Regions from separate parts of the Mus musculus genome. Here region 2 is linked to region 1. The links are chromatin loops, found by intact Hi-C in ENCODE. Cell type or tissue: heart. All regions are shown on one strand. Each heading gives the region's core, and the rest is flanking DNA. Links, peaks and the distances in the headings are about the cores only.

Region 1 (15,319 bases), core at 6,898-11,897:
TAGAGAACGATCATTATCTGTGTTCTGCCATGAAAACGACCACTACCACACACTTCCTTAAGAATAATGTCCATGTACTCTCATAATTGAGATGAGAAAAGGAAAGAAGGCTTCAATAAAATAGTTTTCTATGTCCTTTTCACTTCCTTGTCTCCCCACTGTAAACTGTTCTATTCTTGAGCTCTATCACTGATAATTTGGCTCTTTCCTGCTGATATAGTCAAACTTCGTGGTTGTAATGGCACTGATACACAATATCGATACTTGAAAGTATATTAAGAGTCAAGGTGGTAATTCATGCCTATAAATCTTAAATAAAAATAGTAGAGGCAGAAGAATCACTTCGGGTTACGGCCTGTTAGTGGTTTCTGAGCATCTTAAATGGATGGTAACCCACTTCAAGAATACCAGATATGTATGCATGTGTGCGAATGTATATGTGTATGTAAATGATGAGGATAAAGATGATGATGATGATGATAACAATGTTGAGAGAGTTTTCAAACAAGCTTCTCTAACCTTTTGACATTGTGACATGACTTTTTTTTAATTAGGTATTTATTTCAGTTAAAATTTCCAATGCTATCCCAAAAGTCCCCCACACACTCCCCCACCCAATCCCCCACCCTCCCACTCCCACTTCTTGGCCTGGCGTTCCCCTGTACTGAGGTATATAAAGTATTGAAAGACCAATGGGCCTCTCTTTCCACTGATGGCCGACTAGGCATTTTCTGATACATATGCAGCTAGAGACACGAGCTCCAGGGGGGTACTGGTTAGTTCATATTGTTGTTCCACCTATAGGGTTGCAGATCCCTTTAGCTCCTTGGTACTTTCTCTAGCTCCTGCACTGGGGGCCCTGTGATCCATCCAATAGTTGACTGTGAGCACCCACTTCTGTGTTTGCTAGGCCCCAGCATAGTCTCACAAGAGACAGCTATATCTGGGTCCTTTCAGCAAAATCTTTCTAGTGTATGCAATGGTGTCAGCGTTTGGAAGCTGATTATGGGATGGACACCCAGGTATGGCAGTCTCTAGATGGTCCATCCTTTCATCTCAGCTCCAAACTTTGTCTCTGTAACTCCTTCCATGGGTGTTTTGTTTCCAATTCTAAGAAGGGGCAAAGTGTCCACACTTTGGTCTTCATTCTTCTTGAGTTTCATGTGTTTAGCAAATTGTATCTTATATCTTGGGTATTCTAAGTTTCTGTGCTAATATCCACTTATCAGTGAGTACATATTGTGTGAGTGCTTTTGTGAATGGGTTACCTCACTCAAGATAATGCCTCCAGATCGATGCATTTGCCTAGGAATTTCATAAATTCATTCTTTTTAATAGCTGAGTAGTACTCCATTGTGTTAATGTACCACATTTTCTGTATCCATCCCTCTGTTGAGGAATTCAGGTGACAGCAGATGCTGGCGAGGATGTGGAGAAAGAGGAACACTCCTCCATTGTTGGTGGGATTGCAAGCTTGTACAACCACTCTGGAAATCAGTCTGACAGTTCCTCAGAAAATTGGACATAGTACTACCGGAGGATCCAGCAATACCTCTCCTGGGCATATATCCAGAAGATGCCCCAACTGGTAAGAAGGACACATGCTCCACTATGTTCATAGCAGCCTTATTTATAATAGCCAGAAGCTGGAAAGAACCCAGATGCCCCTCAACAGAGGAATGGATACAGAAAATGTGGTACATCTACATAATGGAGATGTACTACTCAGATATACTACTCAGATATTAAAAAGAATGAATTTATGAAATTCCTAGCCAAATGGATGGACCTGGAGGGCATCATCCTGAGTGAGGTAACACATTCACAAAGGAACTCACACAATATGTACTCACTGATAAGTGGATATTAGCCCAAAACCTAGGATACCCAAGATATAAGATACAATTTCCTAAACACATGAAACTCAAGAAAAATGAAGACTGAAGTGTGGACACTATGCCCCTCCTTAGAAGTGGGAACAAAACACCCATGGAAGGAGTTACAGAGACAAAGTTTGGAGCTGAGATGAAAGGATGTACCATGTAGAGACTGCCATATCCAGGGATCCACCCCATAATCAGCATCCAAACGCTGACACCATTGCATACACTAGCAAGATTTTATCGAAAGGACCCAGATGTAGCTGTCTCTTGTGGGACTATGCCGGGGCCTAGCAAACACAGAAGTGGATGCTCACAGTCAGCTAATGGATGGATCACAGGGCTCCCAATGGAGGAGCTAGAGAAAGTACCCAAGGAGCTAAAGGGATCTGCAACCTTATAGGTGGAACAACATTTTGAACTAACCAGTACCCCGGAGCTCTTGACTCTAGCTGCATATGTATCAAAAGATGGCCTAGTCAGCCATCACTGGAAAGAGAGGCCCATTGGACACGCAAAATTTATATGCCCCAGTACAGGGGAACGCCAGGGCCAAAAAGGGGGAGTGGGTGGGTAGGGGAGTGGGGGTGGGTGGGTATGGAGGACTTTTGGTATAGCATTGGAAATGTAAATGAGCTAAATACCTAATAAAAAATGGAAAAAAAAACACAATGGAGTACTACTCAGCTATTAAAAAGAATGAATTTATGAAATTTCTAGGCAAATGGATGGACCTGGAGGGCATCATTCTGAGTGAGGTAACCTAATCACAAAAGAACTTGTACAATATGTACTCACTGATAAGTGGATATTAGCCCAGAAACCTAGAATACCCAAGATATAAGGTACAATTTGCCAAATGCATGAAACTCAAGAAGAACGCAGACCAAAGTATAGACACTTTGCCCCTTCTTAGAATTAGGAACAAAACACCCATGGAAGGAGTTACAGAGACAAAGTTTGGAGCTGAGATGAAAGGATGGACCATCTAGAGACTGCCATACTTGGGGATCCATCCCATAATCAGCTTCCAAACGCTGACACCATTGCATACACTAGAAAGATTTTGCTGAAAGGACCCTGATATAGCTGTCTCTTGTTAGACTATGCTGGGGCCTAGCAAACACAGAAGTGGAGGCTCACAGTCAGCTGTTGGATGGATCACAGGAACTCCAATTGGGGAGCTAGAGAAAGCACCCAAGGAGCTAAAATGATCTGCAACCCTATAGGTGGGACAACAATATGAACTAACCAGTACCCCCCTGGAGCGCATGTCTCTAGCTCCATATGTATCAGAAGATGGCCTAGTTGGCCATCATTGGAAAGAGGCCCATTGGTCTTACAAACTTTATATGCCTCAGTACAGGAGAACACCAGGGCGAAGAAGTGGGAGTGGGTGGGTAGGGGAGTGGGGGGGGGGGTATAGGGGACTTTTGGGATAGCATTGGAAATGTATATGAAGAAAATACCTAATAAAAATAATAATAAAAAATGTCAATTTAGTTTTTAAAAAGTCATGTTTTTTGGTACGTTTATAGGTTTCTTTTTTTCTTTTTTTGGTTTTTTGAGACAGGGTTTCCCTGTATAGCCCTGGCTGTCCTGGAACTCACTGTGTAGACCAGGCTAGCCTCCAACTCAGAATTCCGCCTGCCTTTGCCTCCTGAGTGCTGGCATTAAAGGAGTGTGTCACCACGCCCGGCTAAGTTTATAGTTTTGTGTTGGAATGTATTCATAGTTATACTGAAGTATATGAGGTCATTTGGTAACAGGTTGGATATAAATAGTACCCCAGTCCTTTAAAATATGCTTACATGTAAATACTGCCCAACTAACTGTACTTACTTGAGTCTTCTCTTTTCTTAATTTCTTGGATTTTTCTATATGCTTAAGTTGGTCTTGTCCTAGTAAACTCCTTGTTAATAATTGTTCAATTATTCCTAGATGCAACTACCTTCTGTTTTGTTATTATTACAGTAATATACTCAAAGTGTATTTGTGTTACATTCTTTATAGATGATCCAAAAACAACCTATTAGTAATCATATAATTATAGTGTATACAGTAGGAATTTTATTCTCAGAAGAGTCCAAGTAGTGTATAAGGCCTTTAAAGAATGTGTGTGTGTGTGTGTGTGTGTATGTGTGTACATGCATGTATGTGCATATAATTGCAGAGGCCAGAGGTTAACATTAAGTGTCTTCTTCAACTCATTTCTTGAGATAAAGTCTCATGTTTTGAGATAGAGTCTTTCATTTACCTGATACTCAATGGGTATAATTGAGGCTGGTTGACCAGTAAGCTTCAGGGATCCATTCGTCTCCACCATCTCAACTCAAGGGTGAGAGGCATGTGCCACTATGCCCAGCTTCTTATGTAGGTCCTGGTGATCAGGTTCCTATTTTTACCACACACTGTAAGCACTTTACCAAAGGAGCCATCTCCTCAGTGGCTCTTTGAAGAATTCTGGAGAGAAAATGCAGAAGCCATCATAAACTTAATTCTTCTTTCAAGACCTTGGGCATCTTTGTCCAACTACTGAGTGACTCCTGTTTTACTCAGTAAGCATCAGAGTGTGAGTGGCTACCAGATGCCTAACCACAGGATAGTGGAGCCCTCTTTGTGTGTGTATGTTGATTTCATAATATGCCCTCTTTGTGTCCTAGTTTAATCTAAATTGCACTGAATGAATTCCAGTTAAGTAACACTACATTAAAGGCAGTATGTTTCCCTAAACCGAAATGTCATACTTATGCTTTAAAACAATTTAAATAATTAAAATTTGTAGTAGGTCAGAAGCAATTTTCCTAATCACAGTTGATATCATGACCACAAATAGCACAAATTTACTTTCCATATGAAAGCTCTTCGATCATATGCTAAAAACAAAAAGCCTTCAATTCTATTTTTAGCTCAGCACTGACTTACTGCTGCTAGTAGTTTTCACATTTGTACATCCTGCAAGCCAGAAAAAATAAAAGTGTTGTATCATTGGGGCCAAATACCTCATGAATTAATGAATTAATAATTTATACACAACATGTGCCTTGTGAGGAAAATAGACTTCAAAACACACCACAAGAAAAAAACAAAACAAAACAAAACTCTAATAATGCCAGAAGTAGCAGCTCTATTTCATGAGGAACATGGCATTTTGATCCTATAATGCCTGCCTTAACACATGGTAGCATTTAACTAATATCCCCAGTAATATTTATAAGTGGATAGAAGATTAGCTTATTAATATAACCCAAGAAGTTTATTTTCATGATTCCCTTTTCATGATCTGTGAAATGCATTGCATTAGAAGGCAAAGGAAGTGCCATGAGAGTATTTCTTTAATATTTAAAGTGGATTTGATCTAGTTGAACTGTTACAATGAGAGACACACAACTGGCATCTCCCTTGGGACTGAAACTCTGATTTTCTGAGTGGCTAGCCAAATTGTTGTGTAACCCACAGAAAGATGCCAAAGGGCAGAGGAAACCTGCCCTGAATTTACTGTTTCTCGTTTGTATCCATGGAAAAGAGGTGACTGCTACATGTAGAGACAAAGGAAGAACAGGGGCCGAGCCCCAAGCTAGACAAGCCCACTGTGTTCAGACTATGTGGATGACATCAGTATGATTCCCACCAAGTACACTAAACGGACCCTGAGAGATTTCCCCTGCTTAGTGATTTAAGTAGGTGACTATAAGAAAACTGACTGCTACTTGCTCACAAGGTTGGCATCAGCTCCTCTAACACATCCCTGAATATTTCATTTTCCAGCTCCCAGTCTTTCTCCATAATGCACCCTCAAAATCCAAACACCCCTCTGACCAGCACACACAGCATAGAAACATACAACTGCTCCATGACATTGGTACAACTGAACCTAAAGAGATGAAAATACTACAAAAGTTGAAGAGGAATCACTTAAAATATTTTCAAAAAAAAATATAGAGTCACACATACTTTTCTAGGGTATCTTTGCAATGTAATGAATGACTTTGGACAGAATCTCCTTGAAAGGAGAAACAGAATACTTTGCATAACAGGTGAGTCTACCTTATTTATTATATGTATAATATAATTATTTATTTTATGTATAAAAGTGTATGTATGTTCTAGCTGTCTTCAGACACACCAGAAGAGGTTGTCAGATCCAATAACAGATGGTTGCAAAATACCACATGGTTGCTGGGAATTGATCTTAGGACCTCTGGAAGAGCAGTCAGTGTTCTTAACTACTGAGCCATTTCTCCAGCCCCAAACTCTTAATATTAAAATGCAGTGAACACTCATTGCTGACTTATTGCGGGAGCTTTCTGCGTGGAAATGCTTGTTGCAAATACAATAGTAATATGCCTTCCATATCAGGAAACTAGAATTTTAGGGTGAAAGTTTTTCTTATAGAAAAGAGTGGATGTTATGTTGAAAATTGCACAGAGGGAATTTTCCATTTCTCTCCAAGAGAAAAATTTCAAATATAAGTCATTGAACATCAAAAAAATTAAAAATTTCAGGAAGAACTTTCAAAGATGCCTCTATTTCTTGAGATGGTTTTGATTATCTTAAAAAATGACCCTTTTATCTTGCATCGAGTTGGCTATCTTTAATTCTTGTATAGATCATTTTTCTCTGCTACTGAATTTTCTTTACTCTCTTGTTTTAAAATGTATAAGCAAAACAAACAAACAGACAAATGAAAAATCATAATACTAGTCAATATAGAAATGCAATGCACACTTCCAAAATGTGTGTCACCCCTCTAAACATTCATGTTTTTTACACAGACAAATTTTCCTTTTACCACCATGTCTGAGAATACACCGTCAGATGTGTGGATATATGCATGCTAGAGGAAAGTCTTATGATTACATTCATTTTAATCTCCCCAGGGTGTCTAAGCACTTGGAATATTAGTGTCAGAGTTATGTAGTTGTCAAGGAATTCCCCATAAAAAGACTCTGGTGTCATCTAAAAGCAAATAATTTTTGTCCCTCCATTACATAAGTAAATAAGGCCTCTGGGCAACAGAAATAGTTTTCCTGACATTCAGACAGTAAAGCATATTTACTACATAAGGCATTTTTCTCCAGTTTTCAGAAAATTTGAAGAATGTTAGCTATGTGCTTCCTAAACCATAGGGGATTAGAAACTGAGAGGGGGAAAGGATGGAGTCTAGTCATAGAGCAGGCACTTCAAGCATGACAGAGACTACTATAACAGAATACTACTAAAAGCAAATTTATATTCATATTATATTTATAATATATTTATATGAATAATGTAAATATTTATATAAATGTAAAATGTATTTAGAAATTTTATTTTTTTCAGGACATAGGTACAGAGGAACTGCTATCCAATGCCAGTACAATGTTAAAGTTCAAATGAACATTGTATTGAAATAAAAGTTATCAAGAATGGAAGTCAAAGAGAAGAAGAAATTGTATCTAGCACTTCAAGTGTTCATTGAGAAATGTGGTATTTTGTTAATTGTCTTGTTCTGCCATATTGTAACCAGTTTGTACTTTTTACAAAGAGAAAACCATAACTGAATGCATCCCAAAAATATTTAAATCTTAAGATTTTACTGTCTCCTAATTCCTCTTTCCCTTTTGGACAGAGTCTGCACATTTTTCATCCTGCAAGATTACTTGTTCTTAAAACCACATTCATTCTATCTACTCAATTCACGCATGCATGCCAATATGGAGAGGTGACCATTTCTTGCCTTGTATTTTTGCAAATAACAAGGGAGGGAAGCTTGGGCAGGACAGTGGGATCTAATTTTAAACATTTCAGGAGTCAGAAAAAAAATGGTTAAGTATCTTTTCATGAAGGTAGTTGTTCAACAACAGTTGATTAGCAGAGGAATCCTGTCCATGGTAAACATTTACTAGCTATCTGTTTGAGTTGGCCATTTTTGTCTTTGATGAGACACCCTGGCTGCTGATCTCTATTATTCCATCAATCTAGCCACAGTCTGTGAGCCTAATTCTGCAGTGCAGCATACTGGCAAACTGATAGCCCAGGGTATCAGTTAACACAGGGCCTAATGTTTGCTGCTCAAATGACTGCTATGTTCCATGGATAGATTCCAGTGGTGAAGCTTACGGACTTACATCTGATGCAGCTACCTGAAGTCATCGATAGCCAGTTTTCTAGTCCAGCTGATTAGTCCTAACATGAAAGCAATTGACTCACCCACTGACAGTCTAAACCAACACATAATTTCTGACTCAAACATCTGCGATTATTTTAATAGCCTTTTCATACCTCTCTATTCTATTTATCATAACAGAAGCATTTAAAGGGAGAACACTCCTACAGAAAGAGACATGGAGTTCTTTTGTTTTTCTTTCTACTTGGAGCACCAGGGATTAAAGCTCTCGTTCAATTAGAACACATATTTAGCCTTCTAACATATCCCCAGTGAGACAGACGTTCTTCAAAAAATGTCTTATTTAAGAAATTGGTTGTCCACCCTTTTTAAAAGTATCCATATTGAAAAAAATTCCCCTATTTCTCCTTTCGGTCCATTAGTTTGCAAATATATTGAACTCTTTTTCACCATTCAGGATTATTATCTCTTAAATTACAATTTGTCAATTGCCTGAACCAACAAGGCCTTCAAACATCTCAAAACTGAGCACACTCTTCATTATCTTGCTATTACTAACAATGTAAACTGAAAACTAAGCCATCATTCTGGCAAGCATGGTTTCCCCTTGCTAATCAGACCATGGATTCTCTCTCCCCTTAGAGAGGTCAGTTTTGAGCCATCCTGTGATCACTGTTGAGCATACCCTGCTGTAGGGGTGTCTTTCCAGCATTATCCACTGTCAACGAGGACAGGCAGATGTCACAACCACACGGCAGTAAATGAAGGAAGAACACAGAACACAGAGTCTTCCTTCCTACTTGAGGAAGCTGCAGCTGATTGTAAAACTACAGAGCTTTAAGACATACCATAGAAACAGAGAACACCAAAGGAAATACTACCCAGGGAAGGGCATGTTTAAACCTTCCTGTTTGCAGCTGCTATCAACATTTTCACCCTAATGTGACCAGAAATCTCAGTTTTCAGTTGAGAAACATGAGTCACGAAACAATACTTGCTAGCCACCTTCACCTTTCCCCTCTCCACCCTCATTCATGCCCTGGTTTTGTTTTGCTTTTCTAACATTTGAATGTCCCCTTAGTTTGTATCCTGACCTACTAGAAAGTTAAAAAAATATCATTAAGTCAGTTGATCATATAACTGAATTCAAGTTACAGCCCACAATCACTTGTAAATGGCTATAAGATGCCTTCTTTCTTTCTTTCTTTCTTTCTTTCTTTCTTTCTTTCTTTCTTTCTTTCTTTCTTTTTCTTTCTTTCTCTCTTTCTCTCTCTCTCTCTCTCTCTCTCTCTCTCTCTCTCTCTCTCTCTCTTTCTTCTTCTTCTTCTTCTTCTTCTTCTTCTTCTTCTTCTTCTTCTTCTTCTTCTTCTTCTTTTTCTGACTTCTTGCCTCTAATTAATAAGAGTAAAATCTTTTCTGGAACTAAAAAAAAAAATCAAACTCAGTGGATTACTAAATGTTATATAAATAGGGCTCCATTGTGTGAGATTCACCCCCTTTCAGAAACTCTTGATTCTTCCTTCTCTCCGTGCTGGGAGGGAAGTAAAGGACAAAGGCATCATTAAAACCGGTTAACCTGATCATTTTCAAACAGACATGTGCAAAGCATCTAGGCTGGGAACCCTTTGGCAACTAAATTGTCAGGGAATAATTTATTACTGACAAGAACAGAGTGTGCAGTGGAATATCCCAAACAAGAGCATGCTCAATGAGCCAGAGGCTTGCTATAAATATCTTCCCCAGGATTGCACTTCCTAGAGTCTAAAATTATTCTAAAAGCATCACGTTCCGAGGGGAGGGGAGGAAAGGGGGTTGTGCTGTGCTGGACAGCCAAGTAGCGGGATCAAGGCAGCAGGGTTTTCTTGTGATTGTTCTAGTGACTAACCTCATTAAGTCTGTTTGCCTCTTGATTTCATAAAACAAGAATAATGAGAAAAACCTCTGAATTCCTTTCAAGATCTGAAATCTTGCAATGACAACATTGATAACCTATACACAGAACCCTGGCATCTGATGTTATGCAAACTGATCTAGGCCCATTCAAAGAAAATAGAATTTGGGCAGCTTAGGTTCAGCAAGTCAAAGAGCCCTGCTGCTAAGCCTGACAGCTGAGTATATTCAATTCTTCAGGAGTCACATGCTGAGTCACATGCTGGATGAAAAACTGAGCCCTCCCCCTCCCAAGTTGTCCTCTGACCTTCATACCCATGGCATAGAATGTGCATGCACAGACACAGAAAGTAAATTTTCAAAAAAAAAAAAAGAAAGAAAATAGAATTCAAAAATTGTAAACTAGGGCTGTTTTCAAATAACCTTTTGATTTTCATGTGAGCTATATAATCAAAAAATGTTCTTCCACATAGTGATAGTGAGTATGGCAATATAGAAAGTAAAAATTGTGCAAAGATGTTATATATGTATTTATATATATATACACACACATATATACACACACACACAAGCTAGGGCTTCAATTTTCAAAGCACAAATTTTTGTAATGTTTATCAAATTTGTTTATTCACTGTGTGAATGTGTGTGTATGTGCTCAAACCAACTATATCATATCACAGTGGGCTTGTGGAAGTTAGAGGATATCTTCCTGGAGCTGGCTAGCGATCTCCTTCCTTCACGTGAGTCCCAGAGATGGAACTCAAGTTTCCAGGCCTTATAGCAAATGCAAATGAAAAAAAAAAAAAGCTACAAAAGATAAATACTTCAAAAAATGTGGTAATAAGCAGAATTCATCTCCCCTTGATCTCTTCGTGTTTCACATTCTGCCTACATTTTAAGGTCCTTTCTATGTGTCTCTATCAAGTGCCTGTTTGGCAGGATCCATATTTTATTAATGTTTCTTTTTCTGCGTAGTATGTTACCTATAAGGACTATCAGTAAATGTGTGTGGAATTAAATACTGTTTTCAGTGTCTTGGGTGAGTGTGATACATACTTACCAGGAGTAATGAATCAAACTAAATTTAGCATTTTTTAAATCTGAATTTTAGATAAATCCCCATACTTCTTTCATTATAAGTGACTGAGAAGACTAAGATTTCACATAGAACCTGCAAAAACAAAAAACAAAACAAACCAACAAACAAAAACCTGGTAAAACAGATGTGTTGTCTTGATTTTTAATCTAAAATGAAAACAAAACCAAATCATAGCTATATACTCTTATGCTCCTATTATTCTTCCTGTATGTATCCATCCATCAAACATTTCATGAGTCAGATGCCTAAGTCTCTGTTTATATACTCCTATGAGTAAGATATGGTTCCCTCTTACAATAGTGTTTATAGCACAGAGAGAACGAAACTCACTTGTAGACAACAGATAGTTGTGGTCATATTGATATGCAAACAAGTGATTGACAGTGTTGGCTGAAGGAAGCCTCTGAGGATAAGTAATAGCTAAGGTATTTCTGAGCCAGTCAGAGCAAGAGACTTGGAGAATCCTAGTCAAAAGCAGTAGCTTCATATCTTTATTTAAGAAACTGAAAACAGTGAGTGCATATCATGTGTGTTCTTTTGTGATTGGGTTACCTCACTCAGGATGATGCCCTCCAGACCCATCCATTTGCCTAAGAATTTCATGAATTCATTGTTTTTAATAGCTGAGTAGTACTCTATTGTGTAAATGGACCACATTTTCTGTATCCATTCCTCTGTTGAGGGACATCTAGGTTCTTTCCAGCTTCTGGCTATTATAAATAAGGCTGCTATGAACATAGTGGAGCATGTGTCCTTATTACAAGTTAGAACATCTTCTGGGTATATGCCCAGGAGAGGTATTGCTGGATCTTCCAGGCACTCACTGATAAGGGGATATTAGCCCAGAAATTTAGAATACCCAAGATACAATTTGCAAAACACATGAAACTCAAGAAGAAGGAAGACTTAAGTGTGGATACTGCATTCCTTCTTAGAATGGGGAACAGAATACCCATGGATGGAGTTACAGAGACAAAGTTCGGAGCAGAACATGAAGGCAGAGACTGCCCCACTTGGGGATCCACCCCATAAACAACCACCAAACCCAGATACTAGGCAGATGCCAACAAGAGCCTCCTGACAGGGGCCTGATATAGCCGTCTCCTGCAAGGCTCTGCCAGTGCCTGGCAAATACAGAAGTGGATGCTCACAGTCATCCATTGGATGGAGCACAAGGTCCCCAATGAAGGAGCCAGAGAAATATCCAGGGAACTGAAGGGGATTGAAGCTCCATAGAAAGAATATCAATATGAACTAACCAGTACCTTCAGAGCTCCTTGGAACTATACAACCAATCAAAGAAAACACATGGTGGAACTGGTGGCTCTAGCTATATTTGTAGCAGAGGACGGCCTCATCGGTCATCAATGGGAGGAGAGGCCCTTGGTCCTGTGAAGGCTCTAAACCCCAGTATAGGGGAATGTCAAGACCATGAATGGGAGTGGGTGGGTTGGGGAGCAGGGGGAAGGGGAGGGGATAGGGGGTTTTCAGAGGGGAAACTAGGAAAGGGGATAACATTTAAAATGGAAATAAAAAAATCTAATTCAAAAAAAAAAGAAAGAAAGAAAGAAAGAAAGAAAGAAAGAAAGAAAGAAAGAAAGAAAGAAAGAAAGAAAGAAAGGGAGAAACTGAAAACAGTACTTATGCCAGATATTTTTCTAAGCACATTAAAACCAGTGTCTTCTTTAATAGGAAAACGTAAAAGGGACCATTGGTACCCTAAGGTTGCACACCAGGAGAAAGAAGGCAGAGAGAATAAATGGAATTTCACAGGTCAAGATACCTGCTTTTAGATAGTCAAGCTGTTTGAACCTAGTTCTGTTCCCGTCTCTAACTGCACCACATTTATTATGCCCTTAGCAGCCTATTCATCCATTTGTTCAGGCTCTAACCTATGTGTAGACTTGGATGCTATCAGCTCTTCTGATGATGCCTCAAGTATTGCCTAAATAGAGACTCTGAGAACTCATTGTGATTTAAAGCAATAGAGTCATGTGGTCATATTTAGGACTCCAGAAAGAACATTCTGGTTGAAACATAAGGATGAAAGACCAGGAAACCTTGAGCTGAGACACCAAAGGGCTACCAAGGCCACCAAAGGGCTACCAGGGGCTCTTCTGGACAATGCCTAGGCTTCCACCCATACTTTGGAAGAAAGCAAAGCTTCTGTTGTTTACACAAGGATTATGGAGTGAGTAAGGTCTCAGCCTAAACAGCAAGTGCTCTGGAAAGGCCATCTCTGACTTGGGGGCAAAGTAGACAAAGAGGGTTTTCAGAGAGTCTTTAAAGTGCCTATGTAAAATGAGACAGCCAAGGTCAGAAGAAAAAGTGATTTTGGATGACTTGGAGCAGGCCAGGTAAGTGAGGACTTTTTAGCCATCTGCCCTCATCTCCACTCATCACCAGCCAGCTAGTTAGTACAGAGCTAAAGTTCAAACTTTCCTCTCAGTTCGGAGCTCTGAGTTCCTCCAGTAAACAGTGAGACATCTGTAGATTGCCTAGTTTAATAGCTGGCCTGAAGTAAATAAATATAGGTGACTTCTATTGCACCACCACCCTTGCTGCTGAAGATGCACAGAAGTATCACCCTGTACAAAGCCTTATTACTTGTCCATTGTTTTATGGCAGTTCTTAAGACACAGCTCTTCATTAAGTCTTGAAATTCATGTCCTCTACTTCTATTTCCACATTCCTCCACATATATAACGCCAATTTCTAGGCAGATGACTGGAAACTATAAAAACATGGGAACTGGGTTTTTGTGTGAATGGCTTCAGTGGGAGTTAGCACGGATTTTAGTTATCACTACTTTCCACAATTCAAGAGTATCAAAAACAAATGAAAAACTTCATGTGGGTTTTCTAGAAGGCTTCCAGACAGTTTGCAGTAAGATCACTGGAAGCTATTCTTGTTTATCCTGCAATCGCTTTTTTTTTTTTTTAAAGATGGGGGTAGTATTAATATATTTCTGTTTCATAGGATAAATGGCAGAGAGTTTCCATTTCCTATCATTTTCCATTATACAAGATTTCTGTGCCCTAAAATCAATTTCCTGAACTTGGACGCTGCATGTGAGTTGAAGAGCACTCCTTGGCCATCGCTTTCATGACTTTGGACTTGGATGCTGGTGATGTCTATTTGCTCCTTCCTAAGATGAAAACTTTGTAGAGAAGATACAACAGGATCAGAATCCAAAGCCACACTTTCCCCGTGGCTTTGTCTATCTGTGCTATGTCTAGGACTCCATAACTTTTTTTTCTCCGAGTTTTGCATTTAAAACTGTTCTGTCCTAATTAGTGCTATTCACCAACTTAGACTGCTTTTTTGGCTGTAGGCCTACTAAGTAAGCATTTTGAGCTGCTTTAGTTGATGTTGTTGCCATTGGTCAGTGTTGGTGTGTTCCTCCCCACATCCCACGTACACAGTCTCTTGATCTCTTACTTTGGGATGATTGAAGTCATGCAAGTGAAAATAAATCTTCAAGCCATTATCAATACAGTCTTATATTTAAATGATATGGTCTGATTTGCAGAAGAACCTGCAATTGAAACTATTGCCAAAAACATTGAGACATTAGCACAACCTTCACTGTTTTCTTTCCTCTTATTTCTCATTTTTTGTAAATCATGAATGATGGCATTGAAAATTAACCATCCACAGAGAGCCTATCAAATGAACATTACAATTAGAAGAGGGCATCTATGTGTTTATAACCTGGATACTCTCTCATCAGATGTGTGAAGACAGGGATGCTTTTGAACTGTCAAAATGAAAGTTGGCATTCTTTCTTATTTTAGGGATGGGCTCATTTGCTTTGGAAATCAGAGTCTGAGCAGTCAAACTACAGAGAAGAAGCAAATCACTTAGAGGGTTGTTTGCCTCCATGGGACACTGTCATTTGCCTTCCTTCTTCATGTGACATTCGGGACTCTATGCAGCTCCTCTTGTACTGTATGCGAAGATTTCAAAGTGAAGGAAAATCACCAGAAACTCAGTAGATTTAACCCAAGAAAATGTTTGGCCTGGCCACTCTAGTTTTCAAAAAGATAAATACTAAAATGCTTCAGAGAAGTATAGTTCCAAGATCAGAGATGAATGGAAGATTTCTAAAATGTACTAAGAGACGGCTTGCATAGCTGTTCTTTACCTAAGCATCCACAGGTTGAATCCCAGCTGAGATATCATTCTCTGCATTCGCTTTTCCTATAACCAAGCAAGTGTTTGCAAAAGGATTAAGAGCATTCAAGACATTACACAAAGTGTGGGCGACTCTCTTGTCTCTCTTGTCACTCTTGGGCATTGACTTGGGCTGGGTATTACTAATATTGCCTTCTTTTTAAT
Region 2 (15,319 bases), core at 6,058-11,057, 370 kb before region 1:
TCCTGGTCATCAGAGGAACCTCCTTTCTTCATCTGCTGCAGATTTCACTCCTTGGTAATGAGTTTACATTTTACAAAATGTCCTGATATACAGTTTTTAATATTTTCAAAGCAAATCATCACAGAGCAGATGGTTTAAATAAGAAAAAAAAAACTTATCTCTCAATTCTGGAGACCAGATATCCCACATAAAAGATGTGAAAACGGATGGCTTCTTCAAGTCGTTTCTATTTTTGACTTTTTACTTGGTCATGTTCTTCCTGTTTTGTTGTTAATGTTGTTTATTTGTTTTTGATGTGGCCTCTCCTCTGTGTGTGTATCTATATCTAAACTTCTTTTTCTTAATGACAGCCACCTTATTAGATATTGGATCACCCCAGTAACCACCTTCCGAGTTCATTGCTTCTTTACAGACATGTCTTCAAATACAGCTATGTTCTGGGCCACTGAAGCTGAGGAATTCAATATGTGGATGGGCAGAGGAATACAGCTCAGCCAACCATACCAATATTACTTGGTATTGAATTATTCTGAAAAAGCACCCAACTTTCAAATGACAATAAAACATTTCCCTTTATATTTCAAATGGTAATACGCTCATGTATTTATGTGGACTATTTGTTCATCTGACCTCTTCCAGTCAATATCATGTGCAACATCATGGCACAGTATCAGTGGTAAATTGTGTATTTAATCATTTATATTATTTTCCTATTATAGCCGTCATGAATGATAGCAACATTTGCAATTATCTTTACTAGGTGACATATCCCTATACAACAATGATTTTAGACATTAAAATTTGTGGCTGTAATGATTCTCCACTTTTCTTGCTTCTCTCAGTGTATCTAGTTATACCATAATTTACAATTACAATACTTTTAGGTCCTCATTCTTGTTTCTATTTTGATTGTGTGTGTGTGTGTGTGTGTGTGTGTGTGTGTGTGTGTGTGTGTGTAGATAGATAGGTAGATAGATAGATAGATAGATAGATAGATAGATAGATAGATAGATAGATGGATTCTAATTCATATTGTAGATGGTATTCCTTCTTCAAAGTCTTATTTAGCAAGCATGGTTTTCAGAATTTAGATATTAAACCCCAGTGTGTGTGTGTGTGTTCAGATATTATATATTTCATTCAAATGGAAAAAAAACATATTTGTTAATCTTAAGCCATGAAAACAATGTCTAGCCTTGTCTTTTTTTCTTTGATAATTGGGATTTATTTTATGTGGTTTTGCTGTGTGTGTCTACTGACCTCTCATCGTATTTCATGAAAAGTTGAAGTTGAAATCCTTCCCAGAAAGTGGTAAATGTCTTTAACTGGAGACAAAAGAAGGAAGCATTTGGGAATGCAGAAGAACTTGTGTACTCAAGGCTGTGGAAACAGGAACAGGATGGACAACAGGCAAGGTATTAAAAATGCATGTCATTATAAGGAAGTCTGAACAAAATTATTTGACATTCTCTTCTACAACCCTTGTGTTTTTAAGATTCTGCTAACTTAGAAGATCTAAAAATATAAGCCAAAGAACAAAGAGGAAACTTAGAATTATATACTCAAAAATCAGACAGAAGAAAATCATATGACTGCCTTGCAAAGGATATGTTATTGTCTTATTATTTTTTTAATGTCAATTTCCTTGCATACTGAATCAACTGACTAGCATCTGTTGTAGAAATATCATAGAGATATTACAAACAAAAGTACAGACTCAGGCAGATACTGTTAATCTCTAGGTTTTCTCTCACTCCGTTTGCTTTGTGTCTTTCATTTCCTTTAAATTTAGAAATTAAGACCCGTCTTTGCAATTATTAAATGATTAAAATAATTTTTATTCTTTTATATCAGCACTATATAACAGGCATGAATATACAAGAAATTTTGAGTACTTATCACAAAACAAAACACAGTCCTCCCTCTCCTGAGTCACCTTGTACTTGAGCTGACAGATTGAGTCACAGTGAGACATGATGCTTTATGGTTTTGTTGGCCAGACTTCCATCTGCATGACTGTTTGTGGTATAAGAATATCCCTGCCTTGGCCACTGTTCTTTTCAGCACAGCTTTACTTGTTCAGTGCCCTTTAGTTAACCTTGAGACAAAACACAAAAAGTCAGTCTCAGGCATTTTGCCTTTTACCAAATAAAACTCCATTAAATATGTGCATGCTTGTGTGTGTGTGTGTGTGTGTGTGTGTGTGTGTGTGTGTACAACTGGAATAGCCGAGGAGTATTGCCAAAAGGAAAAGTCACAAGTTTGAACAGCAAGTGTCTTTGACTTATTGCTGTGATTATTCTAATTGCTCATCTACTTGGTGGGAGGCTGCAGGAAGCTGTTTTGAAGTAATCAAGCTGAGATGGGCCCTTCTATTTATAATAGTTCTGAAAATTCTTATCCCCCTAAAGACTTAATTGCATTTTTCTTTAAAAAATAGATTCACTGTTGTTTCTTCTTGCCATTTTTGTTGCTTAAATTCAATAATAAATATTTGATAGTTTCTTAGTTATTATACAAATAAGCATAAATTATCTTTCATTTGGTAGATTAAACAAAAAGCACTCAACATCCATTAAGAAATCTGAAGTGCAATAGAAACCCTCTATAATATATCAATACTCTGTAAGCAATCTCTAGAAGAGAACAGTTAGATGCATATCACCCATGTGAATACATTTCTTTCTTGAGAAAAGACAGTTGTGTTTTTTTCCAGCTTTAGATCAATATTGCATCAGTATTCTATTGTCATGATTGGTATTATTAGATGACAGAAAAGTACAGAATCAGCAGGAATTAGCACCTTGTTGCTACTTAACCCTATGTTGAGAACCTCTTTGTTCCCCAGTGTTGTGATTTGCTCAAGGCAACTGCTAGATCTCTCAAGCACACACAAAAAACCAGCACTTCTGCCACTTCTTAACTTTTTATCTGGGGATTTTCCAGCCAGAGTCTAGCATTCTGTTTCAGTTGGCTACTAATAGTTATTTTAGAATTTTTGTGGAAATTAAATAACTAAAATCCCTAATAACCATCCATAAAATAGACACTAAAATTTACAGTGATTTTACTTTTGCTCAAATTCTACACAGAAAGTACATCTTAAATTTGTCTAAAAAGCATGTTTGGACTATGGGACTCTCTTCTCTGCCTCCCATCTACCCTCTGTCTTTAACTCTTCTCTAGCTATGCAGGTATTAACAAAGCCAATGATATGAACTCATTTTATGAAATGTTTCTATGCAAACATGTAGCTAAGTTCCTAAGATAATATCATAGAACATGAAACCCTGGAACCTGGAGTATCCTAAGAGTTACCAGGTCTCACTCCTTGGTTTTGCCAAAGAGGGCACTATAATCTGAACTTTTAATTTGCTTACTGAAAAGCACAGAGTGGCAGTGTTATATAGACTCAGGAATTCTTAGCATGGCAAATAATTACATTCTTAAATTTTCACTTCCATGTTGTGCTCAAGGGAAAAAATTGAATATAAAAGAACCTATTTTTGGATATTCCCTGCAAAATTAAAGATAATTATTTCTAGGTGTGTGGGAGTTTGCACAGGAAGACATGGTTTTATCTTCACAATCATTTCTCAAATACACTGTACTTTTCTGTATGGGACCAAAATGAACACACATATACAGATTTGAACTCTCTCCTCTGGGTTATTTTTATTAACTGCCTTACCTGGTGATGGTATAATAAGCCTGCCTCAGAATTTGTTAAGCTTCAGAAAGAACTCATCCTAACACTATAAAGGAAGGATCTACTAGAAAAGTTATCTAAATATCTCAATGATCCTTGAATTGAAGCATGGTTTATAGATGTGAAAAATCCCTCAAAACATATGACCAGTGGAAGATGTGGAAAAGAATAGGAAAAAAAGAATCTGTAATGAGAAATCTGAACTCAGGAAGAGATAGGATAGTAGGGTAATTCTTTACCTAACTAAGTGTCTCCTAGAGAGACATTCTTCCCATATGGAGTCAAGCAACTGTTTCAAGATTCCTATGTGTTCTCATTTCATGGTGGCCCTAATGGAGAGGTGACAGTTGACTTTTAGCTTCTTCAACAAGTGCTATGAGAAAAGAAGAAATAGCATTCTTTGTACATTGAAAAAAATGTTAAGATGGTCCTTTCAGGTAGAAACATTATAAGGATTAAAATATAGTGGAAGAATATCATATCATAATACAAATTGAGGTTGTCTTTGGCTGACTTGTCATTATTGAGTATCCTGATCATAAATCGCTAATTTAACAACTTTCTCTTATCATTTAGGCAAAGAAAATAAAGTATAAAAAAAAAAGAAAAGAAAAAAGAAATGAGAATCTCAGATGGACCACTCATGGAAGTGACTGATTTGCAAACATCAGGTGTGATAATAAGTCTTCAGAATTGCTATATATTAAATTATCTGCATCTGCTAATGTATGGTTCTTTAATTATCACTTTCTACATAACTCATTGGGGTTTTGCCCAAATGACACTCATCTAAGATCAAGGGAAGTTCTGCAGTTGAAAGAGGGACATAACATACTACAGAACAAAAATCATCTACAAGGCATTTTATAAAAAGTAAAAAACAAAAACTGTTTGTTATCTTGCCTTTTGGAAGATGGTTATATTTGTTTTTCAACTCTCATGCTTCCTTGGACAGAAATTTCAACAAGAATAGATATCCAGTGTCCATGCCTTGAGTGATTGGCTGATCTATTTCTGCCTGTTTCCTTCTAATGGTTGTTCAATAAATCATATAGGAATTACTATGGCTTCTGCTCTGAAGGAGTCAAGTGAAAAAAGAATATCCTTTCTCTCCTGGGCAGTATTTTCTGCTAACAGCACACTTGTCAAAGGCTTTGAGTACCCCAGTGACAGGCACCAGATAAACATATAAATAGCTTGATAAATAACTGACAAAACACTATACACTGTTTGGAGATAAATGTAAGCACACCACAAAAGGCAAGATTAATCCTTGGCATCTTTTTTTTCTAATAGACATTTCTAGACTAAGGCCACAGTATGACATTCAGATTACAGAGCAGCAATTTGAAATATTCAAATGCTTTTGTTGGGCCATGCATATTTTCTAGTTGTTGAGTAGCTATGATAATGCAGTATATTTCAATTCTGGAAGAAGGTCTGAATGATTAGGTATATATGAAATGAAAATATATATTATAAGGGTTTAGGGGTTGTACTATAAATAACAACTTCAAAAAACCCGTACAACCCAAATAGTATTTAATAGCAGTGAAGCACAACTTCTAGAATGCTGAAAAAAAAAGAATTAGGAAATTATAAAAATTATAATTATCGAGTTTTCTAAAAATTAAGTTTATAGGTGCCACAATTAAACCATCTATGCTAGAGAAGAAAAAAAAAAAACTCAAAATGTAAAACTCAGATCATGAGCGCATGCAGCATGTTTTTGTTTTCAGAGGGACTGTTCCATATGTTGGTCGACCAACCCTGCCAGGCCATTTGCAGGCTGTCCTGCTGGGCTTATCCTGAGTGTGACACACACCATGCAGAGATTGTGATATATAGAAGCCAGTAAATTTCCACTATGTGTCACAATCATGAGAAAGACAGAGCCTGGTCCCTGCTGACTGTGAGGATGCTATTAGGTGGCTTTCTGGAATAGCAGTAACAGAAATCTCCAACAACATATTTTAACCTTCAGAGTTATTCAGGCACATTCTGATCTCACCAAATGGGCTGATAAGAGCGAAGTACAAACTTGGCATCAAGCAGCTGTTTCCAAACAACCAATGAGAGGCACAGTAAGGGAGAGATTTTTTTTTCTTCTGTTTTTAGATACAGTCAGTGGCTTTCAAGGTTAACTATTCCGTAATAGTTTTTCCATTGCATAAAACAAGAAGAGCTATCATTTAAGTGTATCAGCACACAACAGGAAAAAGAAAAAGAATTTGAAAGAAAGAAAGAAAGAAAGAAAGAAAGAAAGAAAGAAAGAGAGAGAGAGAAAGAGAGAGAGGGGAAGGAAAGAAGGAAGGAAGGAAGGAAGGAAGGAAGGAAGGAAGGAAGGAAGGAAGAAAGGAAGAACAACTAGAGTGCAGAGGTGAAACCAAGCAGGTTCTCAGGCCAGCACTAGGCAAACATGAGACGCAATGGATCTGATTCTAATTCAACTTGAACAGGGTCCGTGTTTCAGTTTCCGTCCTTCGTCCTTTTTCCACTGGTGCTTATCACGAAATCTGATCTATTTGTAGGTTTAATGCAAGGACAGGGAAAAAGCTGACCTAACCTTAGTATTATAGGAGATTGTACTAAATGTGAGGGCAAGAGCAATAATTCCGCAGCTTCCTACTTGGCCATGGGCCCAGCTTCAAGAAATAAAAATAGAAGTGTCTGAACGTAACTAAAAAGCTCAGCCACATGGAATTAAAATGCCAATTCCCTTCAGCCTTCCTTTTTTTTCCAGTCATGAAACTTTCAAAGCCAACACATTCAAAAGCTCCTACAGCCAAGAACCATCATTTGGGTTTTTGGTGATTCAAAATGACTGCCACCTTCAGGAGTCTCCACCTGGCTGTGTCCATTCCTTTAAAACATTAGCAACTAAATAAATATATAAGGCCATCGGAACAGAACTCCAGGATGGCACTTTCTCAGTTGATGGGTTTCTGTTTCTAAAACACACTTACATTAATGTTCTTTACCTTCTAAATAGACACAACAGTTTAAAATGAAATAAGACCCAGAAAAGGCTCCTAATGTTTTCCCCAGCTTCTGTTTCTAATTTGCCCAAGGGCTGTGTTTAGCATATTCCCAGTGTCACCTACTGAAAGGGGAACTGGAAACAGAAACTGATTTAGGGATTTAGGAACGGAAAATTTACCATTGTATGGGATGATAATTTGATGTGCCTCCAGTGACTGTACACACTAATTGTTTTTATGAATACTATGAATATTCCACACTATACCTGTCTTCTGAGTAAAACAGACACATCTTGATGGTTGAAAACATTTTCCATCTTTCTGCCTCATCTGTTTCTCCCTCCAATGTTGAAATGACCCAGTGTTTAAATGACATTTTTTTTCTTTTTCTTTTTCTTTTTTTTTTTAAGCCCTGAGTTGAAACTCTTTGAAATTCAGAGGAATTTGAAAGAGGTACTTAGGGTGCAATGAGAAATAAGAATCCAACCCAGGCCATTTAAAACTCATGTTTATCTAGCATTCATCATTTTCTCCTCTAACATATGAATATAGTTTCCAAAACCACAAACCTCACAAGTGTTTAGATCCCAGACTTGTAAACAGGTTTGATTTCCTCTTACTGAGCGTCTTCCTTCCTTGTTCCTTATTGCATTCAGCTGGCTCTAATTCCTTTCCATGTACTTAAAGAAATGAAATATTTCATCTGAATTAAGAGCAATCATGTATTTGAGAAGATCAATCCAGAAAGAACAGAAAAGTGAATTGTTTTCAATGAAGCTGTTTACAGTGACTGAGCAGCTAGGGGTTAGATGAATAAATAAAAAGACCAGTAATTTCATTGAATTATATTGTTCAATTTCAATTGTGTCTCTTAATGTAAACAGCTCAGTGATTGATGCATTATCGAATATTCGTGGAGTGTGTGTGTAATGAATATGTTTATGAATGACCCAGTGAGAGAAAATCAATCTTAGAAAGATTTCTCTGTTGAATTGTAGTTTAGATGATTGCAAATCAAAGTTTAAAATGTCTGGATTACAACATTGAGTACTTCAAACTTTCAGAGGGAAAATAAAGGACCTGAAAGGCAACATAATAAAGTGACATGTAGTAAAGAAAACAGACAGTGTTTTCTAACGTACTTTTTTAGTATTTAAAGTCTTATGTCAAAGTAATAATAAAACTAGGAGCCAGTAGACAGGAATGGTGGCACACACTGGCAGGATCTCTAGTTCAAGACCATCCTCGACCATTCGTGTTAGGAGCCTATCTGAAAAACAATAATGATTTTGTTATTGCTTAAGAAAAGTAAGTCCATTTATTATTTCTGTCACTAATGTGGAGGAAAAGCTGACAGAAACTGTTTAAGGAAGACAGGGTTTGTTCTGGGTTAGAGTTTGAAGGTAAACAGTCCTTTGTGGAAAGACAGGTATGCCAGCAGAAGAGTGCTTCTGCTAGTCATATTACACCCACAGTCACAAATCAGACAGAAGCAAGAGCAGAGGAGAAGAGAAGCTGGGACCAGCTCTGATTTTCCCTTACTCAGACTGAGACACCTGTGCATGTTATGATGTCACCCACATTTACAGTGGGTCTTCCCACTTGAATTAACCCAGTAAAGAACATCCCTTACACACATACCCAAAATTTGGCCTTCTAAGTAACTCTAGATCTTGTCAAATTTGCCAATTCATATTAACCACAACTATTACCCAAGCATCCTAAAATCATAATAATGTATGCCAGCCGTTGAAAGCAATCATGCTTTTCTTTTAGAATTATGGAATTATGAAGTACCTGCCAGGAAAATCCACTTTTTATTCTAGCCAATGGATCAACCATCTGTGAAAATACTACTTCCTGTGAGCTACTCACTGAACCACATCCCCTGAGTGCCATGCTTGTCCAAGTGTCTGAAGTGATTGACAAAGCAAAGCATTAACATCTTTTGGGGAGTACCCAGTTGCGAAATGTCTCACTTCCCCCTTTCATCCTGACTCCTCTAGTTCTGTAAATGTGCTTAAATTACACTCAGCTTAAAACTCAAGCCTTTTCCATTTCCTGTCTCTGTCAATCTACTACCAACACTTCACATTTTCTTTTGTTCCACGGTAGGCAAAGTGCTTTATTTACTTATTTTTATTCATGTGATATCTGGGGAAATGATGGCAGAGAGATTTCCCAACCACAGACCAGACTGGATCCGCAACCAGGAGAATGAGCTTCACGGGGGGAACTTGTTACATACAACAGTTTACACACAGACCCAGGTTAACCTAATCAGACCTTGCATTTTAACAAGATACCTCAGTGAACAGTACATGCGAGTTTATTAAGCATTGACCAAGGAAAAGTAATAGATTTGCTTATGATATCTAAACCTGTGAGGAAAAGAGCCCAAAACGAACAACAATGAAAAGATATCCCAGCTCTATGTTCCTGAGCCCAAATATGGCATTACTATAAATGTGACTTTTGGGAACAACAACAACAAAATCACATGGCAAACTTTTGGAGCTAACCTCAGATAACTAAAAAAACAACAAACAAATACAATATCTGCAGGTGAATCCAATAGATCAGGGTGTGTTTGTGGGGGGAGGGGTAATTGGTAAGCAAGTCTCAGTTTGAGAAGATTGTTCATGTAGTACACATGAGCTAAGTTCAAGTGAGTACCACCCATCTCACATCATTCCTTCCTTTCTATGCCCTTCATCTCCTGCTATAACTAACTCACTGTTCCCTCTGAGTATAAGTCAGTGGCCACTTTATCCTCCTTTAACTAACTGACGTAATTATCTCTCTCTGTCTCCCTTTCCCTCTCCCTCTCTTCCTCCCTCCTTTCTTCCTCCCTTTCCCTTTCTCCTCTTCCCTTCCACTTCTTCTCCCACTTCTTCTCTCTCTCTCTCTCTCTTTTACCTGTATTGCTTACTCTATATTCATTCTTCATCCAACAACTCTTTCAAAGTTTCAGATAATGACTTCATTGGAGTACTTCAATGGATGTACCACAGCCTCTTAAATTATTCTTACATGCCCTTAATAGATCCCAGTATATCTTCAAACTCCTGCCCCATCTTCTACACGTGTGTTATGTTAAACATCACAAGGAATGATCTGAGAAAACCCATCAAAGAAAGCAGAGGTGTCTCTAGGTAAGTTTCTGTCTCTAGCAACAAGATCAAAACGAGAGTGTTATTCAAGATCTCTTTACAGCAAACATTCAATAGGTTCCTTCTGCCCTAAGCCGGAAACCTAGAAAGGGGTTAGTAAATGAACATGTCATGGAATTGGGCTGAGGATGCATCCCTACTTTAAACTTTCTTGCTGTGATTCTAATTGAAATTATCAGTGTGGTATTATGGAAAGTTGGTTTTTAATAGCTTTAGCCAGAGACCATTCTTTTGATCTGTAACCAACACTGGTTTTATTTTATTTTATTTTATTTTATTTTACTATTTTGTTTTACCCATCCTCAAAGTAATACTCATGAGAAATCATTGTATAACGTCCTGATTTTCACAATACAATGTCTTATAAAGCAGCACCCTACCGCACTAGTTCTGGGCCCTTGATTCCTTATAATTTCTGAGACGCTGCTGCTCCTGCATCACTCATCACTCTTCCATAACAAAGCATCATGCGACTCCAGCCTCCATCATAGTTCTCTCTGTCCCACAAATGACATCTTATGTACAATCAAATATGGGTTCCTCCTTGTAATAATCTCTACTTACACCCTGTATACTGTCTCTATTAACTAGACAAATATTTTACTTCATATGTTGTGGTAGGCATGTATGAAGAAGCGCTAAGTTACAATCACTTATCTTAAAGTAAAAGCCTGGACACAATCAATGAAGCCATTCAAAGGGAAGAAACTGATACTGGTATACAGCTTTGACAACATGTAAACCCATGGTTGTCTTGACAATAACAGACAAAGTAAAGGGCAGCAATATTGTATAGCATGGAAGTGTTGCTAGGGAAAAAGAAACCTAAGGAGTGTGTGTCCCAGTCTCGCTTACTTCATCTATAAACAAAAGTGATGATAGTAACAAGAACAGGATTGCCGCACACCAGTCAAAATGAGATCTAATGCTGCTTTATAAAAAGAAAAGTACCACATTATTCTCATAAATTGGTTCTACACATCGAGATCCTGAAAATTGTTCCAAAAGATTAACTTCTCGTTGAAGTGTAATTCCTCACAAATAAGTTCTGCAAATCTTTTTTACTATTTAACAGCTTTGTGAGTTTTTTAGATAGTAGGAGGAAAATCAATAATGACAAAGCTAATGCATGTTTTCCTACATTCAAAACCTTATGATGAAATATTAAGATGAGATATGCAGATCTTTAAGTATACGAGTTTCAAATGTGTTTTTTTTTTTCAAATGTGTTCTTAAACTTTTTAGAGTTGCTATATTAAGTTCAAAGCAGTAAGGGGAGATCATAAAATATGCAAAGCCCTACAACACACACAGTTACTAAGTGCATACTTAAGTAAGGGTCAGCCCTCAACAAATGCACATGTATTCTATTAAGAAAAACACATTACAAGTGATTTTGTTGCATCTCAGTGTTATAAAGGAAAGAGAATTGCCATCAGACTTGTGAAACAAAATAAAAGATGTTCCTTGTTTTATGAATCGAAAAGATTTTGCATAATTACATGTTGCTTTTTTAGTTGAGAAATACACCAACATGCAAAATTTATCAGAAACAGTAGCAAGTTAGTCAGTTCTGCTTGGCACAGACTCTGCAATAGAAGCTATAAAGAAACATACTAGAAGGGAGATTTGATTCTACATATTTATAAAATATTTCAAATATGTGCTTATTTTTCATATTGCTATGCACACTTTGATCACATGTGCTTAGCTTTTCTTCTAAAATAGATGCTGTCTTTAGCTTATTTTACAAGGTGAAAGAAAACAGGTCCTAATGTCTCTCAGGGTTCTGAGAAAACACAAGATGTTTCTGTCTTATTTTACAACTTCACTTGAGGGTATCATGGTGCTTTTTAAAACTCATATTCAGATTTTGATGAAGTCAATAGCATTGTGCTGTGTGTACTTCCTAAGACCACTGACAAATAAACCTGCCACTCTCTCCTTTAAAATATCTCAAAATAAGCAAACGAATAATATCTGAGGAATTGGGGGGAGGGGAACAGCTCTGAAAAAGACAAGCGGCAATCACAGTCACATCCACCACTGTGGATGATTAGTCTAAAATGTATAATGTTTATGAACGAGAAACATATTTTTGCAAGTGATCAAATTCAAATATTCTAGAGACTTGATATGACAAACATTTGTGCCTCTGTCTGCCAGGGGGCAAATATAGGCAGCAGCTAGAGAACAATTAGCAGAAATACGACAACAGGGAGCATCATCAAATAGTATTAGTTAAAATGACAGAAATGTAAAACTGTGAAGACTCAATATACAGCTAGCAAGGCAACAAGCAGAACTGGGAAAGATCTCCAAGGTGAGGAGGCTGTGACCCAAGGAAGCTTAACCTTGAAATAGTATCTTTAAAAAATTAATCACCCCAATATAGCGTACCCACTGTTTCTTTGCAGGTCAAAATAAATTACCCTTTTCCTGGGAGGGCAAATCACAATAGGTCTACAATGGTTCTTAAAATCCACTTAGGTAGAAGATCATTTGATATAATGAATTCTGCATGTCTGCCTTTTAACATCCGTCACCTTGAAGACAGATACCAAAGAGCTCGAGGTTGCCCATCGCCTTCTATAGCATCAATATTCAGACACAATGGGGACCCAGCAAAGCAAATCTGCAAGATCTCCCTAGACTTTTCCTGCACGGCATGATTTAAAACTAATGAAAAATCCAAGTCCCTCACAATCTTCAGCCACCGATTTCCCATGCAATTGCTACCACTTTTTCCAGCGTGTCAAATCTTCTCTGACGGTAATTTTCAGTTTCTTATTCTCTCAGGTTCCAGCTGATCAGACTGAGGTTTTTACACCAGAGTCATCACCTTCTGCATTTCTGAGTTAGTTTCCCTTCGATGAAAATGGAAGAATCTGCCAGTGTCTGCCAGAATTTCTGTATCTGCCTCAAATTTCTTCCCTCAAGACTGGTGGCGCACGCCTTTAATCCCAGCACTCGGGAGCCAGAGGCAGGTGGATCTCTGAGTTCGAGGCCAGCCTGGTCTACAGAGTGAGTTCCAGGACTGCCGGGGCTACACAGAGAAACCCTGTCTTGTAAAACAAACAAAACAAAACAAAACAAAACAAAACAAACAAACAAAGACTATACCTTCTCTTATAAAACCCAAACACTACTGTGAGTGGGGATTTTTGCATAAGCTCCTGCTCACAAGGGAAAAGAGAACAAGTTGAGTTCGAGCTGTACAAAGACCACCCTCGTGGAGGAGAAATTACTCATTCTCTGATTGTTACCATCGGATATTGGAAAGCACAGACTCTGGTTAGAGTGGCGTGGTGCTTACCCTTTAATTATGTTATGCTCATTATCATGCAGTCCAGAAGAGCGCTAATGAGACCAGAAAACACAGATGAATTTACAAGCGATGCTCGTATTTTAGTCTGACTAATGGCTAATTTTCCACATCTAAAGGTGAAAGGAAGAGCAGAGGCTGTTCCTCTAACCTGGTGGGTTCTCGCATTGGCAGTGCAGAGTAATAAAGAACAGGAAATTCTGTGTACATCCTGCTATCCTCCCTTCCTAGAAAAGGGAGAGGACAGTCAGCACTTAGCCTCCAACTTCACAGGCTTCCTGCTTCATTCATCATTGCATGGGGAGAGATATTTTAATGACAAATATCAAAGTTTATTAATTCCCAGGAAATTTCCATATGCCCTGAATTCCTGGTATAGAGAGGGAGTAAATGTTATTCATATCCCACTGATTGGAAATTTATTTCCAGCTCTGGGGTTCATCCTTATCCTACCAAACACACAATCCCAGCCTATGTTACTCGTAACCATTGTATCACTGATAAGTGGATAATAGCCCAGAAACTTAGGATACCCAAGATATAAGATACAACTTGCCAAACGCATAAAATTCAAGAAGAACGAAGACCAAAGTGTGGACACTTTACCCTTTCTTAGAAATGGGAACAAAACACCCATAGAAGGAGTTACAGAGACAAAATTTGGAGCTGTGACGAAAGGATGGACCATCTAGTGACTGCCATATGCAGGGATCCATCCCATAATCAGCTTCCAAATGCTGACACCATTGCATACACTAGCAAGATTTCGCTGAAAGGACCCAGTTATAGCTCTCTCTTGTGAGACTATGCCGGGGGCCTAGAAAACACAGAAGTGGATGATCACAGTCAGCTATTGGATGGGACACAGGGCCCCTAATGGAGGAGCTAGAGAAATTACCCAAGGAGCTATAGGGAACTGCAACCCTATAGGTGGAACAACAATATGAACTAACCAGTACCCGGGAGCTCTTGTCTTTAGCTGCATATGTATCAAAAGATGGCCTAGTCGGCCATCACTGCAAAGAGAGGCCCATTGGACTTGCAAACTTTATATGCCCCAGTACAGGGGAACGCCAGGGCCAAAAAGGGGGAGTGGGTGGGTAGGGGATTGGGGGGGTGGGTATGGGGGACCTTTGGGATAGCATTGAAAATGTAAATGAGGAAAATACCTAATAAAAAAAAAGAAAAAAAAAAGAATTATAGGATCAGCCTTCAAACTCAGTGGAAGTTTTCACTAGTCTAAGCAGATTTTCTGGATTTTGTGATCAAGCTATGATATTGGCTTTATAACACTGTGATTTTACAACTGAGTTAAACTGCCTAGATCTCTACCTTCTGTGTTGTCTCCCTGTACTTGTACACATATTTCCATTGTGGCAAGTTTTAAGTTCATACCAACGTCTTTACATACGGTACTGAGTAGGGCAGAAATATTAAGCCATGTGAATTATTCTGTCATTTTATTTATTAAGCTGCTTTATGTCTCTGTCTTTACATCTCCATAAGTTATGTTTTTGGCTTTGACTTTATTGAGAACACTATACTACCTTACACCTCTCTCTCTCTCTCTCTCTCTCTCTCTCTCTCTCTCTCTCTAACTCAATGTAGCCCAATAATGCCTGTTAAATAGATTACTACTGCCAGCAAATGCTTGTTAAATGAATGATTCTATCAATCAATGAAGAGGCACTGAAGACGTATATTCCTGGCAGAAATCCTGTCATGACAAGAGTGTGCAATTAAAAAACCAAATTAGTATCTAACAACTTGAACTCCTGTGTAATATACCAAGAAGCCTCTTTGAATGGGAGGGGCACCTGTCTAGAGCAGCAATATAATAGTTAAATCCACTTCATCATTAAGTATTTAATTATGCATTCTTACCTACTCATTTGGGGAGGTGTTGATCTTAATAACTGGATTGCATTAGGAGAGAGTTCAGATGCTTAAAGTAACATAGAGAGAAATTTGAAGTTTAAAAGTAAGTAACATTTTGTGCAAACCACACAAACCTCTGAGCCCTATTAAAATCACTGATAAGTAATCTTGGAAAAACATTCTACAGTAATGGCTGACTGGGCTCTTGCAGCAAAGCAAATTGTTTTTTCTTGGCAAACGTCCCACAAGCAAT

What was found. Peaks named below come from ENCODE experiments on the same cell type or tissue, not always from the same donor. Only the 100,000 strongest peaks of a DNase experiment are listed, where the experiment ranks them.
Region 2: a loop joins it to region 1, with 2.7 times the contacts of the local background. A loop is called at or near these places in 2 of 42 quality-filtered maps.

What each region holds. Positions count from the first base shown.
Region 1 is chr10:17,357,513-17,372,831 of GRCm38, forward strand. No RefSeq gene overlaps it. Among named protein-coding and RNA genes, the nearest start is that of Gm20125, 270 kb to the left of the region's middle. In heart, for the core only: no CTCF peak of the experiment used is centred there; a DNase peak (open chromatin) is centred at 9,749; H3K27ac peaks cover 1,555 bases.
Region 2 is chr10:16,988,360-17,003,678 of GRCm38, forward strand. It overlaps Gm20125 (predicted gene, 20125), which reads right to left. Exons shown (of 9, transcript NR_038020.1): 2 at 1,937-2,098; 3 at 1,261-1,380. Among named protein-coding and RNA genes, the nearest start is that of Gm20125, 100 kb to the right of the region's middle. In heart, for the core only: no CTCF peak of the experiment used is centred there; a DNase peak (open chromatin) is centred at 8,642; H3K27ac peaks cover 403 bases.